2 separate regions of the Homo sapiens genome follow, and region 1 is linked to region 2. Evidence: chromatin loops called from intact Hi-C (ENCODE). Cell type or tissue: gastrocnemius medialis. All regions are shown on one strand. Links, peaks and the distances in the headings refer to the core of each region. The heading gives the core; the rest is flanking DNA. Region 1 overlaps LINC02997 (long intergenic non-protein coding RNA 2997). Region 2 has its middle 140 kb from the start of LINC02219.

Region 1 (10,171 bases), core at 1,818-6,817, 250 kb before region 2:
ATTCATAATCCATTTCACTTCCCTAAATCTTGGGGCGGGGGGTGGTTATTCAATGTCAAATTCTTATTTACCCATGATGACATCAGTGTCTTTGAAAAATTACACTAGATCAGAGGATAAGTTACCAACTCTTCCAAATGTTTGGTTAGAGATCATTGATCAGTAGTTAGGGTTGCATACTGGACATGTACCAGCCTGCTCACTTTATCGCTTTTTCATGCCACCCTCCTCAGCTCAACCCCCTTCAGGCTTTCAGCCACACTGAAAATAAGAATGTGTTCGAGGTGTTTCACCAAGAATCACTTATTCCTGACATCCTGGTAGATCACCCACTTTAGCCAATCCCTTTAAGCTTCTCTTTTTCTTTTTTCTTTTCCTCTTTGGAATGAGTGCCTAACTATGTAATGGTTATTGGATGTATGTAGATTTCCTGAAAGTGTTTCATGTTTTGAATGACGAAGAACATTCTGGGGGATAATATGTTTTAAAAACCAGGGAAACCCGAAAGATCTGGGAGAAGCCACTTAAACTGAATCCCAATTTGAGAAAACTGAAAATAAGAAAAGAGGATTATTTGCCTATAGCAAGTGGAGGATTGAATTTTCTCAAGGAGAGGATTTTTATGCAATTTCCTTGTGGAAAATGATAGGAGATGTAGATGCTTCTAAGATGCCTTCTGCTTTCCACTTAGGTCTAATTTTTTTCTTTAAGCCTGTACATGCAGTCTTAAGATTATTTTTATGATGCAATTAATAGCTATTTAAACACTTTAAGTTGATTCTTTTCAGATATTATTTACTCTAGTCCATTTACATGTGGTAAGTCATTATTTCATTGTGTTTTTTTAGTTTTCGTTTTGTTTTTCTATGGAGATGTTTTTTAAATGAAGAAATTTTAAATGAAAGACTTTAGCCTCTCTTCAAAAGAACAGTAAAAATGAATACTCTCTTTGCTAGGATGCATATGATGGCATGAGTTTAAGTTTTAGATTCTCTGTTGATGTCAAAGTTGCAAACATTTTTTGTATCTGGGCACCATGATGGTATGGCACTCCATCTGTGATTTACTCTACTCAGAGAGGAATGAAGTGTAGTTAACAAGAATCAAACTAATGGAAAACAGGATTTTGGTGTTGCTGGAACATGTAGAAAAAGGTGGAGTCTAAGAAAATATTTCTCTAGCCAAGACAGTATTGAAGAAACTCATTATTTTCCATCTGCTTGTTCCTTGTTCCCAGTGTGAAGTGAAAGCAAAGTTTTAAAATTTTTTCTCCTCTGCAAGAAAATATATTTCAGAAAATCTCTATCTCAAAAATGAAGCAATTAAGAACTGTCTGGCTGTGAGGATCTGGCCTCAACTTGACTTAAAGCAACAACTTCAGTTACATATCAAGATGTGCGTGAGAATGAACCTGCTCTGCTCAGCCAACGTGCTGAGTGACTTGATGTTTGTAATAAATAAATAAATAAACAACAAACAGGTTGTCATGAAATATCCTTTGTAATTATAAACACAGGAAACTTTCTGAGATGCAAGTGGGTGTTAAATGGTTCAGCAAAGCCAAGCCAGAGCAGTTGGTGTGCTTTGAAATGAAGCAACATTGGAAAAATGAAATCTACTGAAAGATCACTACGTGTTTCAAAGGTTTGACTTTTTAAAAATTTTCTTCAGTTTTCTATTTTGAAAAATACAAAGAGGTTTGCATTTGTTTGTTTTTATATAAGCAGCATGTGTAGGCAACCATCTAATATTTGGCAACTTTAAAAATTTTTGAGCAAAAGCAACTGTTTAGGAGTTTAACCATTACTTAAAAAAAGATACATGAAAGTTATTATGTGTATGTTCCTGCATGGTACATAGGAAATTACTAATTGCTAGTTAGTTCAATTTACTTAATTAGGTATTTACTCATTGGCTATTATGTGCCCAGTTTCGGGCTATGTAATATTTTAAAAATTAGCATTATATATGTTGCCCTATCTACACTTTCTGGGGAGCAAAATTTTGAAAATCATTTGATGTGGAAACCCTTTAAAAAGAACTAGATTGCAGCATGTATTCGAATTCAAAATTGATTTTCATCAAGTACTAAAATGTGATACAAGCCAAACAATAGGAATTTTCAGGAATGAGAATGGTTGTGCTGTCAAAAAAGATAAACAATATGGATGACTTATGAATATTTATGTCCTATTAAATTTATTGAATTTTGGAAGGCAGAGATTGCTAAAGCGGAGATAGTTGACAGCAGAGAAGAGCTACCAGTGAATTCACGAATTACATTCTGGATTATTCTTTTTGAAAGAATATATATTTGGTGCATTTGTCATTAGTAAAGTTAATTAATCAGTTAATGTCTTGAAGTAGTAGTAGATTAATCCTTTCTTGATATGCATGATGTATTAGCCTGTTTTCACGTAGCTGATAGACATACAAGAGACTGGGAAACTTACTAAAGAAAGAGGTTTAATTGGACTTACAGTTCTACATGGCTGAGGAGGCCTCACAATCATAGCGGAAGGCAAGGAGGAGCAAGTCACATCTTACATGGATGGCAGCAGGCAAAGAGAGAGCTTGTGCAGGGGAACTCTCCTTTTTAAAACTATCAGATCTCATGAGACTTATTCACTATCACGAGAACAGCACGGGAAAAACTTGCCCCATGATTCAATTACTTCCCACTGGGTCCCTCCCACAACATGTGAAAATTCAAGATGAGATCTGGGTGGGGATACAGCCAACCCATATCACGTGTTATCCTAGTTGTTGCCATAGTCAGTAAGCAACTGTTCTCACTCAGGGCTGTTAATATATAAAAGGTGATATTAGATAGATAGTATTTTTCTACACTTGTTCTCTCTATACTTCTGGCAGAATTACCTTTGTGGGGTCCAGTGTAAAATGAATATAGGGTCATCTTGTTCAAAAATTATTATGAATTTGAAGAGCACTAAACCAAGTATGAGGTCCTTCTAAGCAAGGAACCTTTTGTAACTGCATAAATCTCACAAGTCCCGTGAATCTAGTTCTGTCAATGAGGATAGTCAAATTAGTATAAATGAAAGATGTTTATTTAAGGCAATCTTTAAATCCAGGCACAATCTACTAATGTGCTTATCATAGATGAGTAACCAGTTAATGATCATTAATCATGATAGATATAGACATTTGTATGCATACATTTGTAGAATATTTATCTAGCATTATATTTGCACAAACACATATATGATTAAAATATGTAAAACAGACTTCTGAAAATCTCTAGTATGGTAGCCTTTGCAAGATTAACTAGAAAAAGATGACTTGTCACAATCCACAGATCCTATTATACATCATCCAACAAATATTCTCTGAGTACCTAGTCCATACCAGATATTATTCATGGTGTAAAGATATAGCAGAGAACAAAATAAACAGAGTACTTGCTCCTAGAGGGTTTTCATACTATTACATTTCTGAAATTTTGACTGATTTGCCCAGGCTTTAGTTTGTATTTGTTTGTTTTTTGTTTTTTGTTTTTTTTTTTGGCTAAAACCCCTGTCTTCCTGACTTTATTAAGAACAGAAGCAAAACTTAGCTATTCTTGTCACTGTTTAGAACTGACTAGAACCAGAACTCTTCAGAAAAGAATGTGCTAAAGGTTTGTCCTTGAGAAGTTTCCAAGCCAAGACACTCCTAGGAGCACTTCCCATTGAGGCCGAAAGGCTCATCCACTTACAGCGATTCATGGGAAAAGAGGACAGCACCCTCATCTTTGGTCCAAGAACACAATCCTGAGTGACACAGGATTGCCCTGAAAGTCAACAGCATCCGTCTTACAAAAATCAACAACACTCGCTTTTCAAACTTCCAAAGAATTTACTGGTCTGGTTTGGCCTTTTGGTGCCACATTCCATTCCAGAACCCCAGCTAAAATGTTCTCAAGGGCTGACCAGAGATTCCTCCTCCTTTCTCTGGGCTGGTACAACTTGACCGCTGCTTGACATCAAGGTCAACTGGAGACTGGGAACAGTTATGTAACTGTGTTGTAAATTGAATTAGAGCTGTACATGAGCCCAGACCAAGTAACCAGTGCAGCTCCAGGCAAGAGCAGCAACATGTCCCCCAGAGACAGCATTGGAGGAACAGCTTACTGGGGAATGGAAAAAGGGTATCACAGGGTAAAAAAGAAACCGTCTCTTTCCAGTCCTTCTAAAGTCTGGGCAGTTGGCTGCCCCATCACATGTGGAATAAGAGGGGGGCATTAAGTGCAGAGGGAGCTGGTGTCAGTATGGCAGGCAAACACTGAGGAAAAATCAGCATACATAGTATACACAAAGAGAATGAGAAAAAAATATTTGTAACACCAGAACAGACACCACCCAGATGAAAGAAATAAGAAGGCTTACACGTGGAGAGGAAAAAAGCCTCTGGCAGTGGTCAGTGGACTGTAGAATGAGCAAGAAAGGCATGACCATCCTCCTACCAGTGACTGGTCATTCTGGAGAGGATACATGTGCACAGATCTGGAAAACCAGGGCTGAAAAGCCTTTTGACACCTTTGGTGACCTAGGACATGGTCCCCCAATGTAAGACATCATGCTAGATAGAGGGGAAAATAGTAAGTTTTCTTCAAAGGCAAATGAATACAACTTGAGATAACTTTTGAAAAGAAAAAAGGTACTGGGACCATGGCATGACTTTGATCTGTGCTAACATGACCGCCTGCAGAAGCAGATGAGGAGAGGCAGAATAATGTAAAGCTGAAAGCTTGGAGTCACCAAACCATAGATAGCTTCACCTCTTACCAAGTGCTTGATGTGTGGCTAGGTTCTTAAATCCCCTACAAGTTCCAGCTTCCTCATCTGTAAAAAACGAGCAAGTTAAGACTGGGTGAGTTAATAGATGTAAAAGTACTTAGTACAGTACTCTACAAATAGTAAGTGCCCAATAAATGTTAACTGTTATTATTATGTATTCTGTCCTTCACTATGTTAGGCCCTGGGATGTAGTGGTGACAGGCAAGGCTGCTGCTCTTGTGGTTCTTACATGAAACAAGGGAACAGGGAAATAAACAAAATAAATGCAGACTATGAAAAGTGCTAAAGAATAAATAAATAGAGTAATATAATAGAAGAAAATGCCTCTCTGAGGAGGTGACAGTTAAACTGAGACTTGAGCAATCATCAGGGGCACAGGGTTCCCAGAAGAGAAAAAAATAAGTGCAAACTCCCTGTAACACAAAAAAAAAAGAGCTTACTGTGTCCAAAAATTAAAACGAACCCTAAAGTGGTTTGAGAATAGTAACATGGGCTTTGGTTAGGCTGGAGCTAGGGCTCACCTAGTAGAGTATAGAAAGGCAACACCCCATCTCCTGCAAATCTATTTTCATCCATTAATTTACACGGCATCTGAAGAACATGCTGAATTAAAGCCTGTTAACCCTTGGGATACAGTCATCAAATGTATCAGATATATTGAGATAACCCCAACAGAGGGGATAAGTCTTTACAAAGTAAATCTATGCATTTCAGCATTTCTTACAATTGCCAAAATATGGAAGCAACCTAAGTGTCCCTCAGGAGACGAATGGATCAAGGCAATGTGGTATGTACACAGCGGAATACTGTATAGCCTTAAAACGAAGGAAATTCTGTAATTTGTAATAATATGCATGGAACTGGAAGATACTGTGCTAAATAAAGTAAGCCAAGCACAGAAAGACGAATATTGCATGATCTCATAGGTGGAATCTAAAAAAGTCAAATTCATCGAAGCAGAGAATAGAAAGGTCGTCACCAGATGCTACGAAGTGGGGGGAAAGGGAGGGAAAAGGAAAGATGTTTATCAAAGAGGACAGTTTCAGTTAAACTGGAGTAGTGATCTATTGCAACTGCATGGTGACCAGAGTTAATAATATGTTGTACATTTCAAAATTACTAAAAGAATAGATTTTTAACATTCTCACTACACACACAAAAAATGGTAAGTTGGCGAAGTGGTGATAAAGTGTTAACTAGTCTGATGGAATCTTGCCACAATGGATACATAGATCAAAACATTGCATTGTACCCCATAAACAGACACAACTAGTATTAGTCAATTAAAAATAAATTTAGAAAAAAAGACTGCACTAAAAGAATAAATAAATCTAAATCAGAAGCAAGCCTGAGAATTGTAGGTGAGTAAAGGGTCTAAATTAAATGTGGTGGAGGATATCATAGACATCCTGATTCTGGCATCCTACCATTGTGTTTGCTCACCTAGAAAAAAAAAATAAGCATATCTATTGAAGTATATCATAGTATTAAATACTATGGCACACTGGGAACAGGAATCCTTACTGGGATTCCTTCCTCAGTACCCAGCTAAGCTTAAAACTGGAGTGTCCCCTACTCACTTTATAAGGGCAGTGGCAAGATCTCTCATCCTGAGGCACAGCTATCATGCTCCAGTTCCATCATATTGGGCCCCATTAATTTGCAACTCTGTAAAAGTAGGCTGTCACAGTGAAAATATAGTTGTAAGAATAAAGTTTTAACTTCAGAGATTCCAATATATTGAACTAGCTGGCCAGCACTGGCAAGATGGAAAACCCTGGCTTAGGCACATATGTGTGTATGCTCATAGATTCCTAGAAATAGTTAAAGAGGGATCTGTAAGACTGGTCTTCTCACTGTGAAACAGGTGGGAGTCTAGAACCAATAGACACATTTGTGTATTAATGTTAAAAGGCGATGGGACAATTTAAAATATATCTGTATATTCATACTTGAACTAAGAATCATTAGATGAATAAAAACCATAGGCCATCCAATACCCCTTTGAAGTCAAAGTGATTTTCTAATCTCAATTTCAGTTTTTCTAATTGGACTTCCTAGAAAGTGATAATGAAAGAAGAAAGACTGACATTTAGAAAGTAGACCACAAGCACAGGATCTGAACTCTCAAAGTTCTGAGTTAGTTATACAGAGATGACCAGAATAGGTTGTATTAGACCATTTTCACACTGCTGATAAAGACATACCCGAGACTGAAAAGAAAAAGAAGTTTAATTGGACTTACAGTTCCACATGGTTGGGGAGGCCTCAGAATCAGGCGGGAGGCAAAAGGTACTTCTTACATGGTGGCAGCAAGAGAAAATGAGAAGGATGCAAAAGCTGAAACCCGATAATCGCAGGAGATCTTGTGACATTTATTCACTATCACAAGAATAACACGGGAAAGACTGGCCCCCATGATTCAATTACCTCCCCCTCAGTCCCTCTCACAACATGTGAGAATTCTGGCAGATAGATACAATTCAAGTTGAGATTTGGGTGGGGACACAGCCAAACCGTATCATAGGTATTTACTTTGCTTCTGATAGAAACTCTTCCAACCCTCCACTCACTCCTGTACTTGTTTTCTGGGCACCAAATCTGAAAGGAATTTAACCTATGAGACTGGCTATTTCTATTGCCCTTGCTTTTAAAGTTGCTTCTCTAGGCATCATTTACCAGTTACCCTTGGTCCCCAGACCTCAGTGAGTATGCTTCCCCTCATAAACAAGCACACACACAGATGGTTATTAGATTAGATTATTAAATTTTTGAGAGCTGAAGTCGGCTTCATTCATCCTAGTGTCAAGTAATGTTTGCGGAATGGATGTATTTATTTCACATTCTACATTATATTTACAAATCCCTTTCATTATCTTTTTTTGACCTTCTCAAATACTGCGTAAGACAAGATGACAAACAAGTATTATTATCCTGGTTTAACAGATGAATAAAATTTGACTCAGAGAGGTTAAGGAACATGCTAAAAGTCTCGCTAGTAGGAAACGGCAGAGCCAGAATTGAATCCAAATTTTTGGTTACAAAATTCTCTGTTTTTCGCCACGGGGTTCAGACACTTGTCACCTACTCAATGAAAATGGCCACCACAATTCACCTAGAAGTAACCTGGGCTGCTCATCACAAACACCATTCAAAGATATTTGCATTTTGTTCTTGACCCCTTACCTTCCTGCTCCTTTCCAAAACAGAACACCACACTGGCCACTAGACAAAACATAACAAAGATAGCTCAGAGCTAAAAATAAGGAGATTTAGGTTTTTCTACAGTGTCTTCATAGCCAGAACTAAAGTACAGGATGTGTCATTACTCCCAGAGGAGCTTACAGTCTAATCTTCTCATTGTGTAGGGACCGAATAAAGCAAACTCCTTTGGCTGCCTCAAATACTGGCCAGGTCAGTGATAGGCTCTCCAGAAATAAATTGTAGTCAAAGTGAGCCACACCAATCTGAGTATGTTTTCTCATCTGTGAATTCATCTGGTCCTAAATTGAACTGAATCAATGAATTTATAAATCATGTCTTACATTTCTTTACTGTTTCCATGTGATGGATAATTTTTTTATGTTACATTGATTGGACTAGAGGGTTCCCAGGTATTTGATTAAAGATTTTTCTTGGTGTGTCTATGATGGTGTTTCTGAGCTGGGAAATAGGTTTTCTCCTGCCTTCGGACTTGGACTCAGACTGAAACCATTGGCTCTTCTGTTTTGCAGGCCTTCAGACTCAGACTGGAACTGCACCGTTGGCTCTCCTGGGTGGGTCTCCAGCTTGCTGACCACAGACCTTGAGACTTCTCAGCCTTTAGAATCATGGAAGCCAATTCCTTATAATAATATATATCCTTTTCCTAGTCTGTGGACTTTTCCCAGCTCCAGACAGACAACCTTCTATAAACTCCAGGATGCTCCATCAATGCCGTCTGGACTCTACAGATTTTGACCCTGAAGTAAAGTAGGAAAGGCTATGAGGACATGTTAAATGTTGTACTACCGCCTGAAGCCTTTTCTTCTTTAAATTTTTCAACAAGAGTTGAATGCACACGTGGAGCTTAATTGGACAACAACTTTTCTCCTCTTCTGTGGGATCCCGTCAGTGCTTTAAGCAATGAGAAGGCAGCTCATTTCCAAGTTTGTGTGGTAAATTTGGGGCAAGTGGGAGAAAAGAAAGAAAGGCTGAGTCTTATAGGGTGTGATTTGGTTCTAGACATGCTTATGTTACTTTTTATAAGATTATCCATTTGACTAGATTTCTTTCCTGCTGACAAAAGAGGCAATTTCTACATATAAAATAAATCTGATTAAAACTCTTTCTCTGTTCCTGTCAAGGTAATAGATGCAGACCCCAGGAACAGAATATATTTGGATTCCTAGTGTGTGCAAATGATTGTTTATGTGATATCTGGTGCCAAGACCCACAGACGGCTCCTGTACTGCCCTGTAAAAATAACGGGAATGGAAAGCTTTTCCTTAGGCATAAAAAGTTAATTTTATTTCTTATTCTCTTTCACAGCGGTAACTATTACTTTGTAATTTTCCTGGTATTTTGTTGGCAGCCAAAAATAACACAAGTAATAGTCCTTGCCTACAATATGCAGCTCCGATTCATTTTGCTTAGCTCAAGTTGCCTCCTATAATAAAGGTGGTGGCACTAGACCTTAAGCATAGGTCTAAACTAGAGCAAATTTCTTAAGCCCGTTTTTAATCAGAAAGGCAGAACAAGTTCAAATCCTTTCCATTCCTTTATCCTAGTAGGGTTTTTAGAACACACCAAATAGCAAGAAATGAATGCAGCTTTAGTAATTAACATTGATAACTCTTCTCAGCCTCCAACTGAGTGAACAGCCTCTTTCAGGCCAGTCAAGAACCATTCTGTATAATCCTATCTGCATGTTATCTTGACAGTGGGAGATAGTGAGTCATAGACAAAGGCCAAGGTGTTGGGCCTGAGCTAACCAAGTGCGTTGAGAATGGAGGCAGTCTCCCAGGATCTGGGACAGGTGTGAGGAGCCACCAGGAGCCAGGGACCATTAAGTGGATGGGTTAGTCAAAGCATTACTTCATAAATCCAGGCGGCCACAGAGGTCTGCGTATTTACAGACACCACTTGTCAAGAGAAGTGGCAGCCTTGAAACCAGAAGGCACAAACACTGAAAAATCAGGTGGTTCAGGCTGCTAATGGTCCTATTAGGCAGTCACGCATCAGAGGACCCATGGTAGACAACAGAGCACCACAAAGGCCCCATGTGGGGCATGGCTTCTATGCTAGAATCCACCTCTATGCAGACAAAGGACTATCATGTGCTTCTTCTCTTAAACAAAGAAATCCATGTGTGGCTTGTCCAGGGCATTCAG
Region 2 (10,171 bases), core at 2,091-7,090:
AATCCCAGAACTTTAGAAGGCCAAGGCAGGTGGACCACCTGAGGTCAAGAGTTCGAGACCAGCCTGAACAACATGGTGAAACCCTGTCTCTACTAAAAATACAAAAATTAGCCAGGGTTCCCTAATCCCAGCTACTTTGGAGGCTGAGGCAGGAGAATTGCTTGAACCTGGGAGGCGGATGTTGCAGTGAGCCAAAATTGTGCCATTGCACTCCAGCCTGGGCAACAGGAGTGAAACTCCGTCTCAAAAAAAAAAAAAAAGTGAAATTTTTTTCACGCTTATAATCCCAGCACTTTGGGAGGCTGAGACATGAGGATCACTGGAGCCCAGGAATTCGAGACCAGCAAAATAGAAAATAAAAAAATTAGCCAGGTGTGATTGTGCATGCCTGTGGTCCCAGCTACTTGAGAGGCTGAGATGGGAGGATGACCTGAGCCTGGGAGGTCAAGGAGGCAGTGAGCTGTGGTCTTGCCACTGTACTCCAGCCTGGACAACAGAGTGAGACCCTTCTCAAAAAAAAAAACATCGAATTTTTTTCTAGAAAGAACATTAGACTGCCTGGCTCCTTTTTGCCATTGGAATAATGTCACATAATTAGTTCACCACTCTGGAGTGAAGGCTTCCTCTCTTGAGAATATGAACCTGCAGTCACAGCCCTGCTGTGGCCAGGGAAACATGTGGCCTTGTGTGTGCCACGGGGATTATACATGGGTTCCCTGGAAGATTTCCCCTGTGAACAAAAGCAGAGACCCACCAAGAGGACAAAGAAATTAGATTCATGACCCACAAAAGGGGAGACTGAGCCTGAGAAGTGTGTGTAAACAGTGATGCCATATAAATGGAAAGAAAGGTCAGGTGCCAGGAAGGCCAGAAAGAGTCCAGGGCAAGAAAGAGAAGGGGGTTACACTGCCAGGGTTTGGATCCTGGCTTCAATACTTACAAGCTGTGTGATTTCAAGCAAGTTAGTTGAATTATCTGTACTTCATTTTTCTCATCTGTGAAATGGAGATGAGTCTGTCTGCCACTTCTTCTAACCACCATGACCTCCAGAGAACAGTGGCTGCGGCTATTCTTCTGTCTCTAAAACCTCAACACCTTTTGGTGAACTCTCACCAGGAACATTTAGATGAGGATAATACAGTTCCTGCTAAACCAAACTGATAACCAATCGTTAGGGGCTGAATTGTGCTCCTCATCTTCCCAAATTCGTATGTTGAAGTCCTAACCCCCAGTACCTCAGAATGTGACTATATTTGAAGATCTGCAAAGAGCTAATTAAGGTTGGATGAGGTTCACAGGGTGGGCCCTAATCCAATATGATTGGTATCCTTAAATGAAGAGTTGATTAGGGCACAGATAGGCAGCTCTGTCTCACAGTGCTATTGTGTGGATTAAACTTGTTAATATACATAACAAGTTTGTCCAGCCCGCAGCCTGTGGGCCACATGTGGCCCATGATGGCTCTGAATGTGGCCCAACACAAATTTATAAACTTTCTTAAAACATTATGATATTTTTTGTGATTTTTTTTTTTTTTTTAGCTCCTCAGTTATCATTGGTGTCAGTGTATTTTGTATGTGGCCCAAGACAATTCTTTTTCTTCCAGGGTGGCCCAGGGAAGCCAAAAGATTGGACATCCCTGATATATAAAGTGCTCAGAACATTGCCTAGCACATAGTAACACTGTATGAGTGTTAGCTATGTTATCAACATTTGCGATGATTAACATATTGATGATGGGTCAACAGGTGCAGCTAACCACCATGACACACGTTTACCTATGCAACAAATCTGCATGTCCTGCATATGTATCCTGGAACTTTAAATTTAATTTAATTTAAAAAAATATTGAAATGCTTTGCAATGTACAAAGCAATATGTAAATGTAAGGCGTCGTGCTGGATTGATCAGTGTATGTGTTTGCTAAGGCTGCCCTAACAAAGTACCACAGACTGAGTGGCTTAAACAACAGAAGTGTATTTCCTCATAGTTCCGGAGACTGGAAATCTGAGATCAAGGTGTCAGTATGGCTGATATCTTCTAGGATATCTCTCTCCTTGGCTTGTAGATGACCGTCTTTCAATGTCTCTTCACATGGTCTTTCCTCTGTGCCTGTCTCTGCCCTAACCAACTCTTCATTTAAGGATACCAATCATATTGGATTAGGGCCCACCCTGTGAACCTCATCCAACCTTAATTAGCTCTTTGCAGATCCTGTCTTCAAATATAGTCACATTCTGAGGTACTGGGGGTTAGGACTTCAACATATGAATTTGGGAAGATGAGGAGCACAATTCAGCCCCTAACGATTGGTTATCAGTTTGGTTTAGCAGGAACTGTATTACCTTCATCTAAATGTTCCTGGTGAGAGTTCACCAAAAGGTGTTGAGATTTTAGAGGCAGAAGAACAGCTGCAGCCACTGTTCTTTGGAGGTCATGGTGGTTAGTAGAAGTGGCAGATAGACTCAAAGATGTCAGGCAGATCCAGATTCTCCTGGCTCTTCTTTGCTCCCCAGCCCTTCTTCCAGATTCCTGACCCCATTGACCAGCAGTGGCCCTAAGCCAATCACCAGACATTAGGCTGAGAACTCACAGACGTTTCCTATACCCCTCACCATAGCACTTCAGTGGCTGGATGTGCCTGGCTCTTAGGATTGACCAGCAGCAGCTGCCCTTCACCTCCCACAGCTGCACAAAATCTAGCCAGGAGGTACATCTCTTATCCTATAACACTCAGAGTGACTCTGCTCCCATCATTGGACCTGGATTCTAGCTAGCTAGAATAATATTTAATAATAATGTTATTATTATTTTTTTAGACATGCTATCACTGAACCAGAAAGGAGTCTCTGCTTCACTGATAAGCATATATTTGAAGTTCTAATTATCTCAAGCAGGAGCTCATTCCAAAGTCCTCTGAATTTGTCCTCATGCTGCCATCTCTCCTGGCTCCAATATGTCCCACAAGCGGCTGCCAGATAAAATTTCTTGAATCACATTTATGTCATCTAGCAATGGTCAAGGGAAGTCCCAAGATGACAGCTGAGTAGCAGGCCTAGAGGGCAACACATTCAGACTAGAGCAAAACAACAAAGAAATGGAGGGTTCCCAGACAGTGGTGTCCAGGAAAAACAAAATGGAACAAATGCACCGAAAGTATGGGAAACATTAGAGGGTGGTTTACCATGCCATTGGGTCACCGCGGAAAAAAAAATAGTAATGAGGCATAGAAAATTATGCAATTTTTAAAGTCATTACAGTTGTCTTCCTTATCCATGGGGGATATGTTCTAAGACCCTCAGTAGATGCCTGAAACCACAAATAGTACAGAACCTGATTGCCATCAATCATAATACATTTCTGTTCATGTCTCGCACCCACAAACTTAATTCCTTTTCCATCTTAACTAAGCACTTATGCACTGTGGCCATAACTTTTGATGTTTCATGTGTGACAGCAAAACTAGCATGAGTTTCTTTTTCCTTCTTCACAATTTGATAGATAAAAGATTTGTTCTTACCTTAGATCTTAGCAACCTCAGCATATGATACATTTACTCTCCTTATTAAAACTTTCACATTTTTACTTGAAGGAAGCACTTCCTAGCTTGCTTTTCTTTGGCATATCTGTATTGCCAGCATTACAACTCTTTTTTTTTTTTTTTTTTTTAGATGGAGTCTTGCTTTGTTGCCCAGGCTGGAGTGCAGTGGCACAATTTCAGCTCATTGCACCCTCTGTCTCCTAGGTTTAAGCAATTCTCGTGCCTCAGCCTCCCAAGTAGCTGGAATTACAGGTGCATGCCACCATTCCCAGCTAGTTTTTGTGTTTTTAGTAGAGACGGGGTTTCACCATGGTGGCCAGGCTGGTCTCGAACTCCTGACCTCAGGTGATCCACCTGCCTCGGCCTCCCAAAGCAGCATCACAACTCTTGCACTTATGGCCATAGTCAAGTAAAATCAGATTTACCTGGATGCAAGCACTGGATACCATGACAGTGAATCTGATAGCTGAGCCGGCTACTAAGTGACTAATGGGCAGGGAATGTAGAAAGCATGGAGACGTTGGGCAAAGGAATGATTCACATCCAGCGCAGAACGGAGGGACATGGTTTGAGATTTCATCACACTACTCAGAAGGGCATGCAATTTAAAACACATGAGTTGTTATGCAACCATAAAAGAGAACAAGATCATGTTCTCTGCAGGAACATGGATGAAGCTGGAGGCCATTATCTTAGTAAACGAACACAGGAACAGAAAACCAAATACCACATGTTCTCACTTATAAGTGGGAGCTAAATGATAAGAACACATGGACACATGGGAAGAACAACAGACGCTAGGGCTTACCAGAGGTGGGAGGCTGGGAAGAGGGAGAGAATCGAGAAAAATAATAAATGGGTACTAGGCTATTGGTGACAAAACAGTCTATACAACGAACCCTCCTAACACAAGTTTACCTATATAGCAAACCTGTATATGTACCCCTGAACTTAAAATAAAAGTTAAATTTTTAAAAATGGCCAGAGGACATGAACAGACACTTCTCAAAAGAAGACATACAAGTGGCCAACAAACATATAAAAAATGCTCAACATCACTCATTGTCAGAGAAATGCAAATCAAAACCACAATGAGACACCATCTCACAACAGTAAGAATGACTGTTATTAAAAACTCAAAAACAACAGATGCTGGCAAGGCTGTGGAGAAAAAGGAATGCTCTTACACTGTAAGTGGGAATGCAAACTAATTCAGTGACTGTGGAAAGCAGTTTGGAGATTTCTCAATGAACTTAGAACTACCATTCCACCGGGCAATCCCACCACTGGGTGTATACCTAAAGGAAAATACTTTCTTCTATCAAAAAGACACATTCACCCACATGTTCATTGCAGCACTATTTACAATAGTGAAGACATGGAATCAACCTAGGTGCCCATTAACAGTGGATTGGATGAAGAAAATATGGTACATATACATCATGAAGTACTACACATCCATAAAAAGAATGAAATATGTCCTTTGCAACAACATGGATAGAACTGGAGTCCATTATCCTAAGTGAACTAACACAGGAACAAAAAAACAAATACTGCATTTTCTCACTTATAAGTGGGAGATAAACATTGAATACACATGGGAACAATAGACAGTGGAGACCACTAAGATGGTGGAGGGAGAGAAGGGGATGTCAGCTGAAGAACCACCTGTTGGGTATTATGCTTACTGCCTGGGTAATGGGATCACTGGGACCTCAAGCCTCAGTGTCATATATATGCCCATACAAGAAATCTGCACATGTACCCTTTAATCAATAATAACAGTTGAAATTATTTTTTAAATAAATAAAATGGTTGAGTTGTTTATTTCTGTAACTTTTCATTTAATACTTTCAGACCACATTGGACTGTGGATAACAGAAAGCAAAATCCCAGAGAGCAATGCCAAGACCAGCTAGGTCGGGAAGACCCTAACCCAGTGGCGCTAGAGGAATTAAAGACACACATAGAAATATGGAGGTGTGAAGTGGGAAATCGGGGGTCTCACAGCCTTCACAGCTGAGTGCCCCAAACAGAGATTTACCCAAGTATTTATTAACAGCAAACCAGTCATTAGCATTGTTTCTATAGATATTAAATTAACTAAAAGTATCCCTTTTAGTAAACGAAGGAATGGGCCAAATTAAAGGAATAGGTTGGGCTAGTTAACTGCAGCAGGAACGCACCCTTAAGGCATAAATCGCTCATGCTATTGTCTGTGGCTTAAGAATGCCTTTAAGCAGTTTTCCTCCCTGGGCAGGCCAGGTGTTCCTTGCCCTCATTCCCGTAAACTCACAACCTTCCAGCTTGGGCATTAGGGCCATTATGGACATATTACAGTGCTGCAGAGATTTTATTTATGGCCAGTCTTGGGGCCAGTTTATGGCCAGATTTTGGGGGGCTTGCTCCCAACAGAGCAAAATTGTGGATAATAGGGAACTACTGCATTAATTCCAGGACATACAGAAAATCGTACAGGAAAAAATATCATCAAATTACACTACTACACTCAAAGGTGAAGACTACTTGGCATAAGAGCATACAATGTCATGACTACTTACAGAATATTAAGTTGTGAAAAAGCACTGGAGAAAATGGGGAAGAGGCTGACCTAGCAGGGCAGAGGTCACAGAAGTGTGTTTCAGGCTGTAACAGGCAGCCTATGTGGACCACACCTTAAAGAAGGCAGACTGCAAATGGGTAGCTGAGAAGTGCAGCAGTAACTCGCAGGGCGTGTGGGACAAGGAAGATTTTGGGGAGATGCAGGAGAGAGGAAAGCTGAAAGCAGAAAAGCAGATAACCAAAGAGTATTTGAGAGGGCTAAGAGGATGGACTTAAAGCCCAAATGGAAGATCAGGGTTTCGATAGGAACAGGGATGTGTGTTTCATTACACCAGGTGGGAAAAAGATCCAGGCACAAGCAGGCTTGTGTGTCTGGGTTGAGAGGAGAATGATTTCCTTTCCTCTCATCTCCACCTCCACTTCCTTAGATGTGAAGTCTCAATGCACTTTCTTAGAGCTGCCTCTTCTCCCTACTAATTGGGAAGGTCATAGAGGAGTAGAGAAAGCTTAGGTTGATGATGGGGAGATCGTAAACCAAGGCAGAGATGAACCAACTCATTGGAGTCACACGGCTAATTAGTGACAAAGCTAGGACTAGAATCAAACTGGCTCCTAGCCTAGTACTCTTTCACTACCAAATTACCGTGTAATATTTAACAGATGGGAGTGATTAAGGTTTAGAGCCATTACAAAGACTAACACAAGCCGAGTTACATTAAATAAGGAATCAAGCAGAAATACAGCTGAGATATTTAAACTTCACTTCACAGGAAGGGGTAATTTTACCCACTGTGAGACCATGATTAGATCAGGGTGGGTTGAACTGAACTGTAAACTTTTTCAAGGCACTGCCTTTGCTGTTCTCTAATCCAGAGGGACTGGGAGAAGCCCTCGCTGTACTAGGTGGCACTCAGGGGATAGGATAGAGATAAATGTCAGCCAATAGTATTTACCAGTAAATTTACCCAAATTAACTGTTTAAATTACACAGATCCTCTGGCAATCTTTGCCCTACTCAATTCAGAAGCATGCGTTAAATACGCCGAAATGTACAAAGTACCTAAAAATAACAGGTATTGTTCCACCTCCGTGCATGTGGGGTCCCTGGCATTTGTAACTTCAATGAGAAGAGGTTTTTCTTCAAAATATACTTTCCATAAACTTCTCTGTCATGCCATTCATGTGGCTCTTGTTTCATTTGCAGCAAAAGTCTTTCATTGCTGTGTATTTGAATTTCCAGCGTATCTTGGACCTTGGTGTTTATTTTGATTGACATTTAGTTATCTGTCATGCAAGTATTATTTTTCCCTCAACATCACCGAGTGTGATATATGTGTGATATATGTTTCATTACAAATGCTGGCATTGGTCAGGTAGGTTGGTTTTGCTGTTACATAACTTTGAGGGTGAGGGGCAATTTGTTAATGCCCACATTGACAAGTTACCATCAGATTATGCTAATTTGCAGTACCCTTTGCAATTAAAATCCTTCTGGCTGAATATTTAGCATTTATAATTAATGTAATTTTTAAACACTCAACCAATGTTCACCTTTTCCACTAAGGCTGAACTCCAGTGCCCTGCCCTATAGCCCAGGACAGAATTCCTGGGCCAGGGGAAATCTGGAAGAACTCCACGGGATTCCAGATTGCCCAGGCATCAGAGGGAAAATACTCATCCTATCGAGAGGTATTCTATTAGATTACTACTCTTACTAAATTCTCATTACCTTACCTCAGACTAGATCAATATAATTATATGTCCAGGTCTCACTCTCACCTCACAGAAAGGCTCTGGAGCATCTAGGGACAAATAATACAGCAGATACCAGACAGAGTACCATTCCCCACCCACTTCACCAGGATGGCGTGTAACATAACTTCCAGTGGGGAAGTGATAAGCTTATAAATGCAGAAGCCTTCTCTGGTCAACCTATACCAAGAAAATGCCATCCGTATCTTTCCTTGTTATTCTGTGTCTCAACATCCTATGCATTGTCTTCATTTCACTCATCATGATCGTTTGAATTTCTGTTTTACTTGTTTATTATCTATCTTCTCCACTACAATGTAGTATTCCTAAGAGCAGAAGCCATGACCATCTTGTTTCCTGTGGAATCCCCAAGTGCCAGGAACAATGCCTGCTGCAAAGTAGGTACTAGATAAATATTAATTGGTTGGATGGAAGGTTAGATGGATGAATAGAAGTAATATGCTCCCTTCTCCCACAGTGAGAGTAAGATGGGGCCCAGTGAGCCCCCTGTTTAAAAGGAATCCCAGTTCTGGATAACTAGGTGGGTCTCAGGTGAGTGTAGCAGAAAATATGACAATTGCTAACTCTTTTGATCCAACTGACACTTAAACTTGAAAGAAAGGTAACAAAACCAGATGGAGAGTTGAGGGGAAACCTGACACTACAGGGAAGAAAGAAAACTTTGTTATAGAAAACTACCATTGTCATGTCTTGGAAACCTAAGTGAAACACAAAGGTGAATTAGACAAGAGATTAGGAGATATTTAACAAATACATATTGATTGACTAGTTAGCTGACAAAACAAACAAACAAACAAAAGGTAGACATACAAATTAGATTCTAACCTGTTAGGGTGGAGTCTTCTGTACTCTTGAGGAGGATCTACCCTTGGCGTGAAGCAGGGGAGAGTCCTCTTTAGGGTCCACTCCTCTGCCGCCTACTCCCGACACACACAGTCCTGTCCATATCCAGCAGGTTCATATTGACTTCCTGCTAATCCCGCCACCCAAAGGCTGCTTTCTCCATCAGTCTGCCCACATTGTAATGTATTCCAAGAATTTGGCTTTTCTTTACCCTATCAAAAATATTTGCCCTGGATTTTCTCCATTCAAAATTCTGATGATAAATAGTTAACTGAAAACCCCTCAAGAGTGGTCATTTCCATCAGGGAAAAAAAAAATCATAATTTTTTTCAACTTAAAAATAATAATTTATTGACCTCATCTCGCCTCTTGACACAGCTCCATCTGCTTCCCATTTCTCTGCTCCTCTTTACAATAAAACTCATTAAACTGTGGTCTACACTTGCCATTTTCAACTTTTCCCCTCTTATTATCTCTTGAATCGACTCCAATAAGAGTTTTGTCTCAACCATTTCACCAAAACGTCTTTCATCAAAGCCACCAATAGCTTCCAAGTTGCTAAATCCAGCAGCTATTTTCAGTCCTCAATTTCCCTAACCTCTCAGTGGCATTTGACACAGTAGAGTTCCCTCATCCTTGAGATGCTTTCTTCTCTGGCCTTCCAGGACATGCCTTGTCCTAGCTTCCTTCTGGTTCACTGGTCACTCCTTCTCAGACTCCTTTGCTGATCTCATCAACCTGATCTCTCAACTCAGTCCTTGGTCCTTTTCTCTTCTTATCTGCTCTCACTTTCTCAGTGATCTCTTCTAACCTCAGGGCTTTAATGGCCATTTACAAGCTGAGGAAGTTACATTTCCAGCCTGGATTGCACTCCTGAACTCCAGATCCGTAGATCCCACTGCCTAACTGAATCTTCTGCTCAGATACCTAGATCTGCAGATTTTCCTCCCAAATCTGCTGTTTTCACAGTATTCCCCACATGAATAATGGTAATTTCACTCTTCCAGATGTTCAGACTCAAAAACCTCAATGTTGCCCTTGGTTGCTTTTTTTTTTTTTCCCTCTCATATCCCACAACCAAACACCAGTAAATTCTTTAGACTATGTTTTTCAAAATATATCCAAAATTTAGATCCACCTCTTTGGTTCCAACCTGTTCAAAGTCATCAATACCTCTCACCCCGATTAGAACAGAGATTTTCCAATGAGTCCTCCTGCCTCTGTCCTTGCCACCTACGGTCTATTCTCAACACAGCAGCTACGGGATCCTTGCAAGAGAAGGTCAGATGACATCACTCCCCTTTTCAGAACCTTCCTATGGTCTCATATCTCACCCAGAACAAAAGTCAGAGTCCTTACAATAGCCTGCCCAACCTATACAACCTGGAACCTGTTGTCTCTCTGCTCATCTCACACTGTTTTTCTCATCATCACTTTGCTAGCCATCTGGGC

What was found. Peaks named below come from ENCODE experiments on the same cell type or tissue, not always from the same donor. Only the 100,000 strongest peaks of a DNase experiment are listed, where the experiment ranks them.
Region 1: it touches region 2 in a loop (2.2-fold over the local background); 3 of 110 quality-filtered maps call a loop at or near these places.

Annotation. Positions count from the first base shown.
Region 1 is chr5:67,796,113-67,806,283 of GRCh38, forward strand. LINC02997 (long intergenic non-protein coding RNA 2997) reads left to right here. Exons shown (of 3, transcript NR_130779.1): 2 at 1,517-1,644; 3 at 3,598-4,946. Among named protein-coding and RNA genes, the nearest start is that of LINC02997, 8.0 kb to the left of the region's middle. In gastrocnemius medialis, for the core only: no CTCF peak of the experiment used is centred there; DNase peaks (open chromatin) are centred at 3,749 and 4,019; H3K27ac peaks cover 2,873 bases.
Region 2 is chr5:68,042,534-68,052,704 of GRCh38, forward strand. No RefSeq gene overlaps it. Among named protein-coding and RNA genes, the nearest start is that of LINC02219, 140 kb to the right of the region's middle. In gastrocnemius medialis, for the core only: no CTCF peak of the experiment used is centred there; a DNase peak (open chromatin) is centred at 4,058; H3K27ac peaks cover 826 bases.